Regions from separate parts of the Mus musculus genome. Here region 2 is linked to region 1. Evidence: chromatin loops called from intact Hi-C (ENCODE). Cell type or tissue: heart. All regions are shown on one strand. Each heading gives the region's core, and the rest is flanking DNA. Links, peaks and the distances in the headings are about the cores only. Region 1 overlaps Mapkap1 (mitogen-activated protein kinase associated protein 1). Region 2 overlaps Mvb12b (multivesicular body subunit 12B).

Region 1 (10,825 bases), core at 1,102-9,101:
GAATAGGACATTTGGAAAGTACAGAAGGTAGAAAGAAAAACTCCACATGACAAATGTTTCCATAGCCTTTGAAGACCCTTTGTACAGTTTATAGTCTTTGTGAACACTACTCAATTGTTTATATAGTTGCAATCATTATACTGTTTTTAATCCATCAAAAAAATGGGATGTTGGTACTCATATCTTGAAGTGCCGTCCTCTACTTAAGAATCCATGCGTGGTGGTACATGTGCTTGCAATGTCAGCACTCTGGTTGCAGAAGCAAGGAGAGGTGGGAGCTTAAGCCCAGCTTTGGCTATATCGAAAGTTTAAGGCCAGCCTGGGTTGCTTGAGACCCTGCCTGAAAAAATATCCTTTCACCTTGACTTGTGCTGCTTTCTCCCTTATCTGAAGCTGCGGTCTCTGGCGTGTATAATGCCCAGAGCTCCCTACAAGATCAGCTGATAGCTTCACCCCTCTTCTAGTTAACACATACCTCATTTATATTATCTTACTTTTGTTCAGAGTGAGTCCATCTACTTATTCATGTACTTGCTCATTTAACAAATATTTGTTAAGTACTTCTAAGTGCCAGCCCTTTTCCTCTTCAGTAAGCATGAAGAGCGCATGTTCTTTGGGAGTGTAGATGCATGAGTAGGGAAAAGGAGCTGTGCGGCCACAGAAGGTTAGAAATAGTGACCAGATGCCAGAAAGTAGATGTACTTGGATTCTGACAGAGATCAAATGATTGTACAGAAATCAAAAAACCCATTCTCGGGCAAGGTGGAGCTCAGAGAGATTTGGTTAGTCATCATGAAGAGCAGGTGTCGGCCATTCAGATGGAGCCCCAAGAGAGGGCCTGTGGGATCTGTAGACGCCTTTAGCAGGGACCACAGCTGCTTTCTTTCCCCTCCCATTTCAAAATACCACCAGTTTCTGCTTTGATCAATGAGTTGCGGAACAGAGGTGACAAAGCCTTAGTCCTCTCCACCCTCTATGTCTATGAACCAGCTCATCACAGGCTTCCTTCTCTGTGTCTCCTTTCCCCAGTTGTAGATGTGAGGAGGGTCACATAAATCTCTCCAAGTTCCTCATTAAAAAGAACAACAAAAATTAACGTGTCATGGTTCCTTCTCAGACACCAACTAATCACCTTGAGAAATCTTGACAGCATGGCTTTGGCCCCAGGACTGGTGGGGGTCAAGGGATTCTTGGTTGCCTGGGTTTGAATGTCAGCTCTGAAATTTATGTGCCATCCAATGTTAAACAAGCCACTTTGCCTCAGTCAGCCTCAGTTTCCTAGTATTTAAAATAGAAACACTGACTGATCCTACTGTGAGATATGAAATTTTTCTTGGTGGCTGTGTCAAAGCCAGTTTACCCAGAGTGTGGTACACAATGCCCAGTGTGTATCGCTAGTGACATTGTTGTGCCTTAGGAGCTCTTCAGGAGGCATCCTAAGCAGCTCCACAAGAGAGAAAACAACAGTAACTTCTGTCAGAGGATGATTTCTTTGTGGAGGCACAAGGGAACCAACCAGCGGGTAGTAGAGTGGAATGTTTAGTTACGATCTCCTTAGATTTTTAGTTGAAGGCTTAGAACCTTGTTTGCTGCTAAACTCTGCTCATGCCCTCACTTGTGCCATACAAGAGGAGTCCTCCTTAGGATGGACAGAGTAAACACAGTGTAGATACTTTTGAATGAGTTACTTGCTAGTTTGTATTTCAGGATTGGTGAGCCATACCCTTTGGTTTACTCTCAGACCTTAGCTTCTGGTATTCATTGAATTTGTTTTTGTGGGGACTCAGGAGTGTCCCATGACAATCAAAGCAGGATTCTTCTGATATTAGCATTGGGCTTTCTGCCTTGATACCTTGAACTTCTGTGGTATTGGGGAATCAGACATCTCTCAGATTGATTTGCATGGCAAAAAATAATCTGTGCTGTCTCTTGCTTGTCCTATCCCATCTGCCCTGCTTATAAAACCCTAGAGCTACAGCAGCCCCAAGACTGCAGCATAGCAGCCCCATTAAACTCAGAGAGAGACCTGCCCAGAATGAGCTGCCCTGTTGCTACTCTGTACATCGTTAAGCTGGTTCCCATCTGACCTTACTATAGTCATCTCATCTTTAGATTCTGTGTGCTTGCTATAGGATCTATATACATCACTGAATCTAATCCTGAATTAGGACATTAGGACCTTGTTATGGATGTAGAAATGGAAAATAGGACTATTGATGCTTATTCTGAACTCATGTAGCCCAAGAGCCATGGAGCTGATAATTTAACTTGGGTCTCCCATGCCATTTTTGCCTCTAAAGAGCATCTATTTCTGCACACACTTTGTGATAGACAGATTGCTGTAAAAATCTAGGAGTTCCCACACTCAGACAGGAACTTTTTTCTTACCAACATTGCAAACACATGTAATGTAAAGTGACAATGTAAAGTTATCAATCCACTTAGCAGATTTATGTTTCCATTAATTTTCATCTGTCCCTATTACCTGTTTTATACAATAAATACTTCCCAGCCTTGACAGAAACACTGAGTGTAGATTCCCTGAATTAGGCTCTCTCGGTACACAGAGTTGCAGCTAAAGATTGTGAATTAACTGGGAAAATTGCAAATCAGGTAGTCAGTGCAATAATTCATTGTCACATCCAATCAATAAACTTTGTAAATCAACTCATTTAATTCAAAAAATGATCTATATAGATCAAGCAACCAATTAAACAATTAGCATACACTTTGGAATTAATTAATTAAAGCATCAATCACATAATTAAAATTCCAAATTTGAGCTGCAGAATTTAGAGTTCTCCTGCCTTTTGAACTATTAGATTATACTTCTGAAGCTGCCTGCCTTCATGCTAGCAGGCTTGTGATTTCCCAGCCCTCTCTGGAGCACACCAGTGGTTTCAGCATTCATTTATTTACACAGTCACAGGTCTTGTGTATCCCAGGCCTGCTAGCTATGTAGCCAAGGATAACCTTGAACTTGTCATCCTTCTACCTCTACCTTCTAAGTGCTGGGATTAAAATCCTCCACATCTGATTTATGCAGTGCTGAGGATTAGACACAGGACTTTATACATACTCGATGAGCACTCTACCAACTATAGCTAGCCCTAATTTTAACTTGTAAATTGTGTTAGTGTCCTATCAGTATGTATAAATTGCCTTTTTATTGTCCCTCAAGGGGAAAGGTGTTTGTTGATTCTAAAAGGTCAAGACTTCTGGCTGGACATGATAGAGAAACAGAACGTGTCCAGAAGTGGTCCAAGGACCAGGTATGAGCACCAGGGTAAATCATGCCATTTGCTTTTATTCAGCTAAGGTTCTATGGTGTTTGGAATCAGATCTTACCCAAAGAAGCAGCTACTTTTTAAGGAAGGAAGTCTGCGGCTAGTCTTAGTTACCAGGCTTCCCTGGGTGTGCATCAGGGCCTCTCCAGCAGTCCTTTCCCTTTGTTTGCCAGTGTATTCTGTAGTGCTGTACTGGAGTGCTTACTCCCCCTCTGTATTATGAGCTTCCTTTGAGCCAACATTAAATCTCACTTTTCATCTCAAGGACTTAGTTCTAGGTCTTATCTCTAATAAGTGTCCAGTGAATGTTAGAGAAATGACACGTGTGAAAAAGATACTTTTGTCTTTTTAACAAGTGTTAGGGATGCTCAGCATATCCTGGACTGAGGGTAGAGAACAGCAGGGTTGATGTGCTGGCTGGGCCATACTGTCTGGTTACATGTCCCTTCCTGCAGCACTCACTTGCCTTTATGGTTTTGTTTTCAGTGACAATGTCAGTGCCTACTGCCTGCATATTGCTGAGGATGATGGGGAGGTCGACACGGATTTTCCGCCACTGGATTCCAATGAGCCCATTCATAAGTTTGGCTTCAGTACTTTGGCCCTGGTTGAAAAATACTCCTCTCCTGGTCTGACCTCCAAAGAGTCGCTCTTTGTTCGAATGTGAGTACTTCCTTGGTGTGTCACCTGACCTTCTAGCCTTGTTTATCAGGGGAATTATGTGTGTTACCTGGAACATCTGCTCACCTGGTTACTTGCAGAACAATTTGGGAACATGTGCATTGCTGTTTTGTGCTTCTGTACCTAGGACATGTGCAGGACATGTGCAGCCTGTGATAGATCTGGGAACAGCATGTCTACAGATGTCACCTCTGTGAGCAGTGGTGACTAGGAGCCTGGGAAGGAGTATCTGGGTTTGCCCCTTTCTAATCAAGGACACCAGCCTAAATGAAAATGCATATTGTGGCCATTTTTCTATTGTGACTTAAAATACTTTTCTCTCCAACTGGTTCAGACTCTCTTTGTTTTTCCTCTGTTGCCTTCCATTAGACTCTGCCTGCTCTGTGCTTCTGTCAATCTGGGAAAGCCTTAAAACATCATTCTCAGAAAAGTATGTGTACGTACATAAAATAAAATTCATTGGAATATAAAAAGACTCTCTTATATTGAAAATCAACAGATCATTAAATAACTCTATATGTAATGTTATATCTACCTTTATTAATAGATTGCCTAACAAGACCCAAGAGGGGTTCCAACCATCGCTCTTAAAGCCTGTTGATTCAGAGCAGCAATGAGTCTAAGTATTGCTGCCTCAGGAGTCTGCACTATTTGTAGCAGACAGTGGTGTTGCTAAGATGTCTGCGCATCATCTGCAGCAGCAGCTCATTCAGCTCTGAATTGTTGCTTCCACTTTCCATTGAGGAATGCTAAGGCCTGCAGGTGGGACCCGTGCAGCTGCGGGTGAGCCTAACCTAAGTGAGGCTAACCTACACCTCTAATCTCCCTCTCCTGGCTATCTCCTGGGATTAATAGTGATCCCTTTGGCACCCCCTGCTGTTTGAAACCAGCAAACTCTCGTAGTCCTCATGAGAGATTGCGCTGAAGGAGCTCCTCCTGTCCCTTTCAGACAGACTCCTTTGTCTGAGACTTAGGAAGATTGGATTGTGCAGCATGCGATGTGTGAGAATTCTAGGTCTTTCTCCCCTTGAGCAGGAATAGACTCAGGTGCCAGGGGTGAGCTGGGAGCAGCCTCTCCAGCCTCACCAGTGGCTGCCTCATGTCTGCTCTCAAGTCAGATTTGATCTACAAAAGAGCATTATTTTCCCTCCCATTTTCATTTCTGAGGTGCAAAAACAACAGCTTTACAGAACACCTAGAATAATTTTAAATTACATAGTTTTTAAAATAATTTAAAAGTTATGAAGTGATTCTGCCTTCCTAATAAAACTGAGATAACCCTCACATGGACCCATGCATACATACACAGGTGAAACCAGAGGCCAGTACCTTTTTCAGTTGCTTTTCCACCTTAGGCTTAGACAATATCTCAAAAAACCTGGCCCTTAAAATTTTTTGTCTAGGTAGGCTGGCCAGAGAGCTCTCAGGATCTGCCTGTGTTGGTCCATGTCCTCACCCCCACCCCAGATGTGCACCACTGTGTCCAGCGGCAGGCATTTCACACATGGAACAGCTCCTCAGGCTGTCTGATTCCTGTAACCATTTCCAAGGATATAGCAATTACAATTTCATTTGTGTGTTACATTATATTTGCCTAACACTGTAATAGTGTTACGTGTTTCAATACTCTTAATTCCTGTAATCTATAGTTACTTTGTGCCAGAAATCTAGATGGAGACATCTTCTAGGCAGAGAAAAATCTTATTTTCTCATGAAGATCACTACCTAATAAGAACACAGTTGTTAAAAAAACGAAAAACAACAAGACCAAAACCATAAATGTGTTAAGCACCTAAGCATGAACACATGAGGTGCACAGAGTACTGGGCTATCTGCTGGGTTTGGATTTTCTTAAGTAACGACAGTCTTCTGGATTCCTGTGTCCTGTTGAAGTACTTCTTAGGGTCATTGCCTTTAAGTAAGCAGGGTTGTTAGTCAGTGCGTACAAATTAATATTTGTGCTGAGACCTGAACTCAGGACAATATGTGAGGTGAGTGTTCCACTACTGACTTATTCCTCAGCCCAAATTCTGACTTCATTTTCAAGCAGCCTTCTGAAAGATGTACCAACTTAGAAGAAAAGCATCAAGAAACTGCCTTTTTTCTCAGGTGTCTGATGAAATAGTGCAGACTATTTACTCTGTGTGTGTATTGGGCTGAGTGGCCTCCCACCTGCCTATCTGGTCCACATTCTAAGCCTGGGAGACCTTTAGTTAGGAGTCTTCAGAGACATGTCTTGTTTGTGTCAGCAAAGGGAGAAGAGCTTAGCTCCTCCTTTTTGTTTCCTTCCTTTCTTCCTCCCACCTCTGTCTCCTCTAGCAGGAAAAACCCTGAGCTGAAGGTGTTAGGAAAATAGGCTTGACAGTAAGTAGTAAACTAAGGAGCCAACTGTGAAAACTGCCTTTTTTTTTTTTCTTTGAGACAGGGTTTCTCTGTGTAGCCCTGGCTGTCCTGGAACTCACTCTGTAGACCAGGCTGGCCTCGAACTCAGAAATTCGACTGCCTCTGCCTCCCGAGTGCTGGGATTAAAGGCGTGCCCCTGTTTTTATTATGATCAATGTGGAGCTGTGAGAACCAAGGCTGCACAACACTGTTCCCAAGCCTACACGTGACTCTATGTCATATGAAGGGTGATGGTCAGGGAGGGCTACTGGTGTGGTCTTACCTGTCAGGGAGATCCCATTCTTTGAGGGCTGACCTTCAAGCCACTACTCAATTCAGGAAAGGTCATCAAGGCCTTGGAGCCAGTCTGCTCCCAGCCTGACCTTGTCCTTACTGATGTGTTTGATCCTGGTGGATTCCATAAGTTTTTCTGGCTTAGTTACATGGTGATAAATGCTATCAACCTTGCAGGTCAGTAGTAGGTATTAGATAGAAAGCTTGGAACTATGTCTGGTGTGGGTAAGCGTTACCTTTTGTGCTAGCTGCTGTTCCTGTTGTGATTTATTAAAACAGCCCTTAGAGAGGGAGAGCTGGATCCTCTGGACCTCTGGCACCTACACAGCCCCTAGATTGTTCTTGAATTGCTAAGTTTGCTTCAGTACATTTTTCTGCCTCCCTGTCCCCTAGTTAGTATTTTACTGCCTGAAAAGGCCTAATGGAAGTAATTGTCACTGGATGTGGGCAGGTGGTGGACAGACATTGAGGCATGGTAGAATTTCTAATTAGAGTTTGTAGGAGTAGACTTCCTTGGAGATGGCTAAGAAACATCATGGGAGAGAGACACATAGACAGCAAGAGCCAGAATACCAGACTGAAACAATAGCAGTATCATTAGATAGGATAATGCAAAAGGCAAGACCTTGTATAAGCTCCCTGAAGGCTGGACAGAAAAGTAAGTTTCTGTGCCCTCAGCACCCAGTGGAGAACTTTGTGGAGAAGCTATAGGTGAGTCTTCAGGTCTGGGGCTGCCAGTGGGACCGGTGGCAAGCACTGTGTCCTATCTTGCGTAGCCTTCACGACTGTACTGCACTTTGAGTACAGGAAGCTCACTTTTACCTCCCAATGAGATCAAGCACAGGCTGTGAACCTTGGCGGACTTGGGTTCAAGTCTTACTAGCAACTTGCCGTGTGACCTTGGCAATTTTGCTTATCTTATTTTATCTCCTATTAACTCCAGATAACAGAAATAATCTTAAACATAAGTACAAAATTTTCATAAACTTAGGCTCATTGTTCAGCCTTACTTTCTCCAAATTGGTTTTTAATATAGGACTACTTGAATACATACAAATATAAAACTTTGGCTATAAAATTCTATAATGTATTAGCTATAAATTTCTCATTTTTATAAACCTAAAGTATGTCATTAAATACAAGTAAACGATAGTATGGTGATTTGAATATGCTTGGCCCAGGGAGTGGCACTACTGGGAGATGTGGCCTTTTTGGAGGAGGTGTGTCACTGTGGAGTCAGGGCTTTGAGGTAAATTTTACAATCTTGATACCAGTTTTTTGCTAAAAATAAATTGACGTTGGGTTTAGTGAGAGTTTAATTGTTTTACTTGTCAACTTGACTCTTGATTTTTCACTTTCATGGAAATGTCATTGCCATATTATTTTCCTTTTAAAGAATGAATGGGATTTTTAATTACCAGCACATTGTTTTAATTGATTTATAATGTAGTCTTCAAATGTAAGTATTCTCTACTAGAAAATTCTTATTTGCTTTGTCCCATCATACTTGTTGCTACTGTTTTGCCCAGGACTTTTCTATTGTAAAACTGAAACTTCTGTATCCAGAGCAGAGCTGGTCCTCTGGTCACCTTCTCCCATCCCATAAGCCAGGGTAGCTATGGTTCCTGCTTTTGCTGATTGGGCTGCAAAAAAGGTGGGCCCTCCTCCTGAGTGATACCTGGGCACCCATGATTCCAACACCAAAGGATGCACCTTTTTTAGGGGTCAGCCGGCTCCAGTAAAGTACCTTGTGTGCTCTGTGTTCTCACACCATCTTTCTGTTTAGCAAAGTTTGCATAATGAATTTGACCTTTCTTCTCCATTAGTGTTAAATAGCTCTAGCTGCTGCAATGTGAAGCCCCCACATCTCACCAGCTTATCCCAAACATTGCCAGACCTCCTGTGAAGGCTATGTGTCGTGTGGTTTTCGTAGCAATGCTCCATTAGGGTATTGGTTGCCATAGGCATTGCAGAGGTAGTAGGCATGGCTAGGGTTTGTTTGTCAGCCGCTGCTTCTTTCTAACAGGCTGCTTTTCTTTTACTTCTGTCCAATGAGGGCCAGCTGGGTGGAGTGAGAAAGCCATGGAATGAGAATTGGTGATGATCTAAGCATATGCTTATTTATAATATATATATATATATATACACAGAGATAATATATATATATACACAGAGATAATATATATATACACACAGAGATATATATACATATATGTATATAGTGTGTGTAGAGTGATATGAACATATTTATACATTAATTTTTCTTTTAATCTAACCACATATAGGTCTCCATATACATATATATGATTCTTGTATGTGTCTATGATTTTCACTGAGCTAAAATAAAAATCTTCTTTTTTTCTTGAGACAGGGTTTCTCTGTATAGCTCTGGCTATTCTGGAACTCACTTTGTAGACCAGGCTGGCCTTGAACTCAGAAATTCGACTGCCTCTGCCTCCTGAGTGCTGGGACTAAAGGCATGTGCTACCACACCCAGCTAAAATAAAATTCTTAACTTTTAAAACTCAGCTTATAAATTTAATAGTTACTCCTGGAAGGAGGGGCCTATGAACCTAAGAAAATGATACTATGCAGATTAATATTAGGTGGAAGAGAGATTTAATTTTAAGTTCCTTTCATTTTATTCTGCATAAATTATGAATTATTAGATTTTATAATTATTTACATTCTATTTTTATCATTTTCTTCCCTCATCAGACAGAAATGAAAAGAAATAAACCTATTGAGTAAACCAGAGATTATCAGTAGTAAAATAGACTTCATTTATTTGAAGAAAAAAAAAAAAACTTAAGTGGATCCCTGCTGGAAAAAATGTTCTGTGGAAATGAATGTGGAGTTGGATGCCTTCTAATACGCCTTGTAAGTGAAGCCTCAGTCTCCCCCAAATCCAGTAAGCCAAAGACATATCCCAAGACATAGAGCTGCTGTTTGAGGGAGACTAGAGTTCTCTACTAATTTGAAAATTAGAAACTGCTAAGGAAACACACCTTGCCTTCCCAGCCCATGGGTGGATCAACTTCTAAACTACCTGTTGCTTCTGATTGATTTAAGACAGACTGGGTGTGTTCCCTGAACCGCAACCGCTTACCTTAACTACTTTTGAAGAAGCTCTGAGTATAGGTGGACATACTAGAACCGTGGGAAGAAGTAGTAGATGGGAAGGAGGAGGGAGGAAGTGGGTAGGAAAAGCAGGAGAAGTTGATTGTTTCTTGAAACGGGTTCTTTTTTATATAAGGCTGGCCTGGAACTTGGTAAGTAGCCAAAGGAACTTTGAACTCTTAATCCACAACATGCCTGATTTGTATAGTGCTAGATGTCAAACCCAGAACTGTATGCCTTCTAGGTAACTACTACTAGCTGAAAATATAGCCCCAGGATGCTTTTTGTCTGATGTCCAAAACCAGATGAAGAGCTGGATCTCAAATGGTGCCCAGCATCTAGAGAAGTGCTCCTTGCTAGCAGTGACCAAGCCAGGTGGTAGTATAAGAAAGGGACCTGCCTCATCTGCCTGCTTCTACCCACCTCCAACACTGTGCTCATTCATCCAGAACTCATGGAGAGAATTGAGCTCACAAAAGGCAGTGGCAAAGCAGACCTTGCTACAGAGTGAGGAAGAAGGGCTCCAAGGGAACAGACATCTAGGCTAATGAAACAGAACCCAGGTCAGACCCTGTCAGTCAGAGCACTTACATTACCTTCCTTTGTGTTTTCCTTACAATGTTTAATATAATAAAGGAACATAAGATTGCAAGCTAGGGCTGGTGAGATGGCTCAGTGGGTAAGAGCACCCGACTGCTCTTCCAAAGGTCAGGAGTTCAAATCCCAGCAACCACATGGTGGCTCACAACCATCCGTAACGAGATCTGACTCCCTCTTCTGGAGTGTCTGAGGACAGCTACAGTGTACTTACAATAAATAAATAAATAAATAAATCTTAAAAAAAAAAAAAAAAAAAAACAGGGGAAAAGATTTAAAAAAAAAAAAAAAAAGATTGCAAGCTAATGGAATCTAGCTACTGTTCTGCTGTGTGGATGAAGAGCCATCAAGTAGAAGGTAGGAAACTGTACTGCCTTGGACAGAGAACATGGCCCACAGGGTACCCTAAGGCTGCCTAGACTCTGCACAAAGGGAATGGTGAGCAACTTTTTAAAGAGGCATGC
Region 2 (8,000 bases), core at 1-8,000, 770 kb before region 1:
AAAACGGTGTTTCCCAGGCACCAGCACAGAGGACATGAGCTCACAACTGTGCGGGCGTGCCAAGGCCAGTGCACGCTCCAGCCAGCCAGAATCCTTGCAGCAGGGCTTAAGGTGGACACGAAATCCCACTCCTAGATGAAAAAATATTGGTATTTTCTAGGTGCTGGAAGGAGTCTTTGTCAATGTGACCTCTTGTGGGATGGCCACACACAGGCAGATGACTGTCACCGAAGGCTAGCTGGGCAGCACAAACGACTCAATGGAAAGCCAAACAAACCAAAAAACAAAAGTCAGAAATCTCAAAGTTGGGTGGGAGGGTGGAAATGGGAGGAGTTGGAGGTTGAATATATTTAAAACACATTGTATGAAATTTTCAAAGAATTAATAAAAGTATTACTCAAAAGCAAATAAAAAGAGGCTGGGGACAATAAAAAAAAAAAATGCCTTAGAGAAGTGATTCTCAACCTGTGGGTCGCGACCCCTTTGAAGCGCAGTCTTCTCACAGGAGGTGTATATAAGACATCCTGCGAATCAGATGTTTACACTGTCATTCATAACAGGATCAAAGCACAGTTATGAAGTAGTGACAACATATTTTATGGTAGAGGGTCACCACAACTTGAGGAACTAACTGTATTAAAGGATTGCAGCATTGGGAAGGCTCAGAACCACTGGCTTAGAAGGTAGTGTTTGCTGTGTGCATATGAAAAGCCGAGTTTCACAGAACTCACACAGCCAGGCTTGCCACTGTGCTCCTGTGACGCCCACGCTGTGCAGCAGCAACAGGAGTGTCCCTGGGTCTCACAGGCCAGCTGCACTAGAGAACAGCAGCTCCGGGTTCAGTGAGAGACCTTATCTCAAACGTTAGGAGGACAGTGACAGAGAGGAAGGACCCTTGATGCTCACCCCTGGACTCTGCACAGACATCTGCATGGGTGAGTGCACGCCATGCACCCCACGGAGGGGGAAGATGAAGGAAAGGGAGGGAAACCACCACGCCACGAGCACCAAGCCAGCAAGCAGCGGACAGCCAGGGGTGACAACAGACCAGTGTGGGGACCGTGGAGCGCCTCTGGGCTGGGCTGGAATGTAGAGAAAGCTAGCCTGTGCTCCTTTGGTTGGGGCTTAAGTGGGCTCATCTCCACTCGGAAAGCAAACTAGTATTTCCCCTTCTAAAGAAAGCCATACCCAGGGGAGCAAAGCCACACACACAGCAAATCAAGTCACACACACTGAGAGAGGGTCACTGGGGATGAGCCCAAATTCACTCAGCAGGTGACTGGCTAAGTACATACATCAAGGGCATGGCATGTGGAGTGAGGGTACACCCCACAAAGCCACAGACTAACCCCCCCCCCCAGTGCCAAGCATGCGGACTCACTGAGCTGTTGGTCAGAGGGGACTGCTACACAGCTTACTGCTGTTGCTGGAAGACTTGGAGGAGTCCAGCGAGAGCTGAGTGGAAGCCTCTCTCTGAGGATCAGCCCTCAGACAGAAGTGCTAACATGGGCTGCCAGTGTGCGCTGCCAGGGAGAAGCAGTCAAAGTCCCACTCAGCCGTGAGGCCTGGGAAGCACCACTGGGGACAGCATGGCAAGATGCACCCGTGGGCAGCAGTGGCACCTGCACCTTAGAGGTGACCAAACCTCCTCGTCACTTAAGGCCTGCTCAGTATGAGGAAACTCATGCCTGTGGTTGGTGAGGCCATGGGCCCTAGAAAGGAACGAACTGTTGCCAGTGACAATAATTTCCAACAGCGTTCTAAATCCTTCCCCTCAGGCCCACAGAGAAGCGTGGCTCTCACTCTTCATCCACAAAGCTTCTTTTCACAGAAGACAAGACCGTTACGGAAGCCACAACTGGCCAAAATGCAGAGGCCGTCTGACTGTGGGGTGCCCAGGCCCAGCTGATAAACATATAGAAACTGTACCCTAAAGATTCGAGGAACACTGCAGACGGCATGGGGAGGTTTGGAGGGGGGAGCCTGTCAAAGGCAGAGAGCCTGGATGCCAGCTACAAGATAGTTGTACCTGTTAAATCTCAACAATGTGGCTGCTTGGACAAGACCTGCCCAGTGATGCCACTAGCTGACAGGGAAAACCTCACACGGTTCCAACACTAGAGGAAGAGCTATCAGTGACTAGTGATTGCTGAGAGATGGAGTGCCAGACTTCTATAAGTCGAGCCCCTGGTGGGTTATAATCCTATGTGGTCAGCCAATCCGTGTGGTCATCCCTAAACACAAGCCAAACCAGCAATTCTCGATGGACTCAGGTGTGTGTGTGTGTGTGTAATTGAAGAGGTCATGAAGTTGAAAGGGAGTGGAAGTGTAGTGATAGAAATACAGTATATAAAACTCTTGAAAAAGTGTTTTGTTTTTTTAAAGGCAGGGAATTCGGCCAGCAGAAGGAATGGGCTGCAGACTGCATTTTGGCCAGTTGTGGCTTCTGATACAGTCTCCATCTGCTAGCAGCAAAAAAAAAAAAAAAAGCCTCTTTGATGAAGGGAGGGCATTAGGAGGAAGGACTTAGAGTGTGCAGGAGTGGGGAGCAGGTTTCAGAGCTATGACTGCGGTAGGCAGCTTGCTGGTGTAACACTGATTAGATGTGTGTGTCTGAGGTGGGTAGCTTGCTGGTATAACACTGGTTAGATGTGCATGTCTGAGGTGGGAAGCTTGCTGGTGTAACTAACACTGGTTAGATGTGCGTGTCTGAGGTGGGCAGCTTGCTGGTGTAACACTGGTTAGATGTGCGTGTCTGAGGTGGGCAGCTTGCTGGTGTAAACTGGTTAGATGTGCATGTCTGAGGTAGGCAGCTTGCTGGTGTAACACTGGTTAGATGTGTGTGTCTGAAGTAGGCAGCTTGCTGGTGTAACACTGGTTAGATGTGCGTGTCTGAGGTGGGCAGCAGGGGAGATTCACTCTGTACTTCACATGTTTCTGAGTTTGTATTTTCATGCGTGTGCATGGGTCTGTCGGGAAAACACCAAGTATTGAAAAGTTGATGCCTGGACAGGAGGAGATAGCTCTGTTGGAAAAGTGTCCGCCATGCAAGCATGAGTAGCCGGGTTCAGATCACAAGCGCCCATGGAAAGGCCAGTGTGAGCCCAGTGGTGGGTAAGCCCAGTGGTGGGCGAGAGATCCTGGAGCACACTGGCAAAGCCTAGCCTAGCTCAGTCAGTGAGTTCCAGGCTCAGTGCAAGATGCTGCCTCACAAAGTGAGGCACAGAGAAAATCAAGGAAGACCCCCAATCCCCACAATGATCTCCAACTGGGAGGAGTCCTGAGTCTGCTTCAAATGGTGCCATACCAGAGAGGTCCTCTTCAGTGGGAGAGGAGGATTAACGCTGGTCTGCGGCATGACTCGTGGGTGCATGCCTGTGGTTAGCAGAATGTGGCAGTGAACCAACCGCCCTCACACTTTGGAAGGCATCTTTTAGGCCTTTAGAAATGCCATCCAAGGGCTGGAGAGATGGCTCAGTGGTTAACAGCACCGACTGCTCTTCCAAAGGTCCTGAGTTCAAATCCCAGCAACCACATGGTGGTTCACAACCATCTGTAATGAGATCTGACACCCTCTTCTGGTGTGTCTGAAGACAACTACAGGGTACTTAGATATAATAATAAATAAATCTTAAAAAAAAATCCCATCCAAGCCACCTACTAAGTTCTTTAACAAATTTAAAAGTTTCTTTGTAGCTGCAGCCACTGCACGTGTGCTGACGGTACAGCGAGGCACAGGATAAACTGGCGGTCTGCTGACTGCCACACCCCTGCCTCACCATGCACTGTCTTTTGGAGTTTCTTTGTTTTGCATAGGAATGGTCTCAAGCCAGTGTGATCTCTGTAAAAATTTAGATGGCAGCTGGGACCTTGGAAGAATATACAGGAGCTTATAGCAGTCTACTGGATCAATCACACTTGGTTCACGAGGTAGGAATATTTGCTTTTCCAAATATTTTGCCTTCCTGGCCGATAATAAAGCTGTTCAAAGAACACAGGGTGAAGAACACCTAGCAGAGGCAGCCATGTAATCCAGTGCAGTTCAAGACATGACCAGTAGATGGTGCAAAGGGACCACATATTTCTGTGGCTGCAACTCAACCATCATCAAATCAGTTCACATTCCTAAGCACTAGGAATGCTTTCCAAAAGCAGAAAGGAAGGAACCACTGGGCTGGATCCGAGCACTCTGCTGTGATAAAGTTGGGACGCTGCCATTTCATTATGAATGCAACCCTACCTGGCCTTCCTCCAGCAGACCAGGCTCCCCAGCCCACCCTAACCTCGTGCATTTGAAGAGGCCCTAACAAAGTGGACATCTAAAAGTTGAATTTGAAAATTCTTTTAACCTCACGCTGCCAAATGTGGTTCCATTAATTTCACCTCTGAGTAGTGACGTAAATGCTATCGGGATCAGCCCCAAGCTAAATAAGCAATAAGCCCCATTTTTCAACACACAAACACATAAAGATGTCAGCTCGAACTGTTTACTAATTAACACTTAAAAAGACACAAATTAGATATGCGTGGCTAAGAGCAATTATAATCAAGACGAATTCCTCTAGTCATTTGGGAACTGGAAAAAAAAAAGCCTAATTGCTGGAACCAATGTTTTAAAAACTGAAATCACGCCAGTTAGCAAATATGTTCATTTAAAGAGTATCTCACGTGACTACACTCCTGAGGCCTGACTACAAACTCGAGAACAAGGATAATATTTAGGGATAAAATTAAAATTTTAAGCTCTCTTAGATTTATAACTTCTTCATTAAATATGTCTGCAAACAGCAGCCCATAAAAACCTGTAGCAATTAAGTGGTTAAATGAGCTGCCTCCCTTGTCAATTTTAAGGGGTGATTAATATTAGATGGTCCCTCTGCTAATGAGACTCTCCTTCTTCAGCTTCTAAGTCCTCTGAAAATGGAGGCTGTCTGTTCCATCAGGAAGCAAGGTAGGCTAATGAGAGAGCAGCTAGCCACAGCCCCACGTACCCCGTGAAGTGTCTGGGTGAGCCTGTTCACGCCGAGTCTGCAGAGACTGGCTTCCCTCACCTGGCTCTCTCAGCCAGGGGCTGTTGCTCCTGATTTAAAGGGTCTGTGTCGGATGAGCCTTCAACGCCTGCATCTTGGCCCATGAGCACTGGGATGGAGGCCCATGGCGGCATAGGTAGGTGGAAGGAAACAGAGGACCAAGACAGCCAGGGCACGCCCACCCTGGCTGCGACAGGGAATCCATCAGATGGAGAAATGGGACAACTGCTTACAAGGGAAATAAAGAGCCGCGGAGACGGGGAATATTTATATGCCCATCTACTCAGTCAGAGGGAAGATGCTTCATCATGGACCGCTGTGGAATTGCATTTTTTCCTCGCTCCTCAATGGAGCAGCTTGTGCTGGGCTTGGGGGTGGGGTGGGCAGTGTGGCCTTGTGGGGACAGTAGCAAGAAAACAAGAAGGAAGACATACTGTGTCAGGCCAGAAAACTTTGCTGTGACTCCTTGGTCACTTCCCATGGGTAGGAGGGACAGCAAAAATCACTCTATTGCCTTGACCCAATTGACAGGTATTCTGCTGAGGCCTCTGAAGACAGCAGACAGGAGTGTATGACCAGGCTGAGAGCTGAGACAGCGCCAGCATCCGGGCTGAGTTACTTCACTAATCATGGCTTCACTCGTTTCCCACCACCCACGTCTCAGTGTGCACCTGAATGCTGTGGTTTTTGCGTTTTCCATGACCCTGCTCCTTGCCATCAGGCTGCCTGAGGGTAAGTGCTTGAAGCGCCATCTTTCTTGGGTGTCTTCCTGTGATATAAGTGCTGGGTGTGCCACACTGCCAAGAAGCTCTGGGGATGTGAGAGCAGAGGCACTTGAAGGTCTCTGCCAGCTGGAGGGTGCCCAATAGTGACACTATGCTATGGGGCACTGTCCCGTGGGGCCTGCACTCCAGCTGGGGTTGGGGGGGGGCAAAGGGACTCCCCAGCTCTGAGGTCTGGGCATGGATGCAGAAATGAGATGATCACTGGATTCCTGCTGGCTTCTAACAAGCTTTAGGCTCAGAGAGACCCTGGCTCAGAAGAATGAACTGGGAAGCTGAGAGAGGAGGACCCTGGAGCCACCTGCCGGCATCCTTGTCTGGCCTCCACACACAGGGCCTGCACAGCCCTCTGTGAGTTCAAGACAAGCTAGAGTTATATACTGAGACCCTGACTCAAACCACAAAACAACCATAGGTAGGTGTGGCATCTAACAGAGGCAGACTGGGCACCTGCATCCTGTCCATGATACCATATCACTTAGATCGACACATGGTACTTGACCACAGACATGTTCACTGCACACCTGTGTCCTGCCTATAAAAGCATCATGTAATCTAAACCATCAACACATGGTACCTGACCACAGACATGCAGATTCTGCAGTGTCCCCTCCATGACACCATGTCACCTCTACCATATCCACAAGGGAACGTGTGGAACTTGGAGTCTGAGTGCTGATTGGCTGGTCATGCTGCCAGTTAGGCATGCTGTTTCCTTTGTGTTCCCTGCCTACGGGGATGAACCTTGCACTCTTCCTTGAACGTGTACATTGCCTGTGCAGCACCAGGGGACTCGGTGTATGTTCAGACTATGGTGGCACCTGCACCAGGCAGGTGTCCTTGCTGGCAGCTGGCATGAACTTTTGGTGCAGCCATTTGTCTGAGGCCATTTCTAACCATTCTTGGGCTGACAGGACAGCGCCTCCATGGCAGACCTGCTGGGGAAGGTGGGTGGCAGACGGGGCTGGACTGAGCATCAGAAAATCCCCATGGCTAGGCGGCGTGTTAGGAGCGCATGCTCCGTGAAGTGGTTGGAATAAAATTGCAAATTTGAATGCTTGGTCCCTAGTTGGTGGAGAGTTTGGGAAGGATGAGGAGGCGTGGCCTTGTTAGAGGAGGTGTGTCACTGGGGGTAGGCTTGGGTTTTACTCTGCCATGAGATTATGGATCAGATGGCGCGCTCAGCTACTGCTCCAGTGCCAGGCCCCCCTGCCTGCCTGCCACCATGCTTCCTGCCGTGATGTTGAACACGTGATGTTGGACTGACCCTCAGAAACGTAAGTCAGCCTTCTATGAATGCTTTCTTCTATAAGTTGCCTTGGTCATGGTGTCTCTTCATAGCAATACAACAATGATTAAGATACTCAGCCTAATGTTGGATGGACAGACTGACTAGCTGCCCTCCAGCTGTGCCCAGGAGGCAGGCAGCAGGGAATAGGCCTATCAGGCCCCTTTTGCTCTTTGTGTTTTCCCATGAGCCACCTGCTGACAGTTTAGCCAGGGCCAGGGACTCTGTTGTTCATTCACTCTCAGTACAGGCTCCTTTGCAGGGTGGCTGGACACTTTGCTCCCCACTGTGGGACGGAGCCAGGGGCAGGATCTTAGGAGATGCTCAGGTCTTTAGCCTGTGCCCCAAATTCACAGGTGGTTATTTGGGCCAGTGAGATGGCTCACTGGGGAAAGAGGCTTGTCGCCAAGTGTGAAAACCTGACTTCTATCCCTGGAGCTCACATGATGGAGGGAGACGACAGACTTAAGCAAGTTGTCTTCTGACCCCACACACTGTGTCAGGTGCCCACTGCCATAAAACAAATAAGTAGATAAAAATTTAGAGGTAATCCCTTGCCTTAAGGATTCTTTCTGTTTAGTTTGGGGGCCGTGGTTTGACAAGTGTAACACAAACAGCAAGCAGAACACAGCTAACAGGCCCTGGGCCTCTTCACCAAGGCAGCCAGGCCCCCAGGGAATGAAAGAGAGAAACAAATGTCTGACCCTGGCAGCACCATGCCAGCCGGGGACACTTGCTCTAAGGGATGATGCTCCTCCACCTTCCCTCATCCTCCATAAAGCACCTTTAGTGTAACTCAGCAGCAAATGCAGGCAGGCCTCCTTACCACGACTAACAGTGAGAAACAACAAGGCTCTGACAACTCCGATGGCGTCCCTCAGCTGCAGACCTGGACGGGTG

Evidence for each region. A loop is a pair of places that touch in the nucleus more often than their neighbours do. Peaks named below come from ENCODE experiments on the same cell type or tissue, not always from the same donor. Only the 100,000 strongest peaks of a DNase experiment are listed, where the experiment ranks them.
Region 2: it touches region 1 in a loop (2.1-fold over the local background); 5 of 42 quality-filtered maps call a loop at or near these places.

Annotation. Positions count from the first base shown.
Region 1 is chr2:34,514,900-34,525,724 of GRCm38, forward strand. Mapkap1 (mitogen-activated protein kinase associated protein 1) reads left to right here. Exons shown (of 12, transcript NM_177345.4): 6 at 3,774-3,950. Among named protein-coding and RNA genes, the nearest start is that of Gm34178, 55 kb to the right of the region's middle. In heart, for the core only: a CTCF peak has its summit at 4,841 (motif pointing left); no DNase peak of the experiment used is centred there.
Region 2 is chr2:33,742,555-33,750,554 of GRCm38, forward strand. The region is part of intron 9 of Mvb12b (multivesicular body subunit 12B); the gene reads right to left. Gm52507 (a long non-coding RNA gene) reads left to right here. Exons shown (of 4, transcript XR_003953788.1): 1 at 1-3,930; 2 at 5,562-5,762. Among named protein-coding and RNA genes, the nearest start is that of Gm52507, 13 kb to the left of the region's middle. In heart, for the core only: a CTCF peak has its summit at 4,051 (motif pointing right); a DNase peak (open chromatin) is centred at 4,207.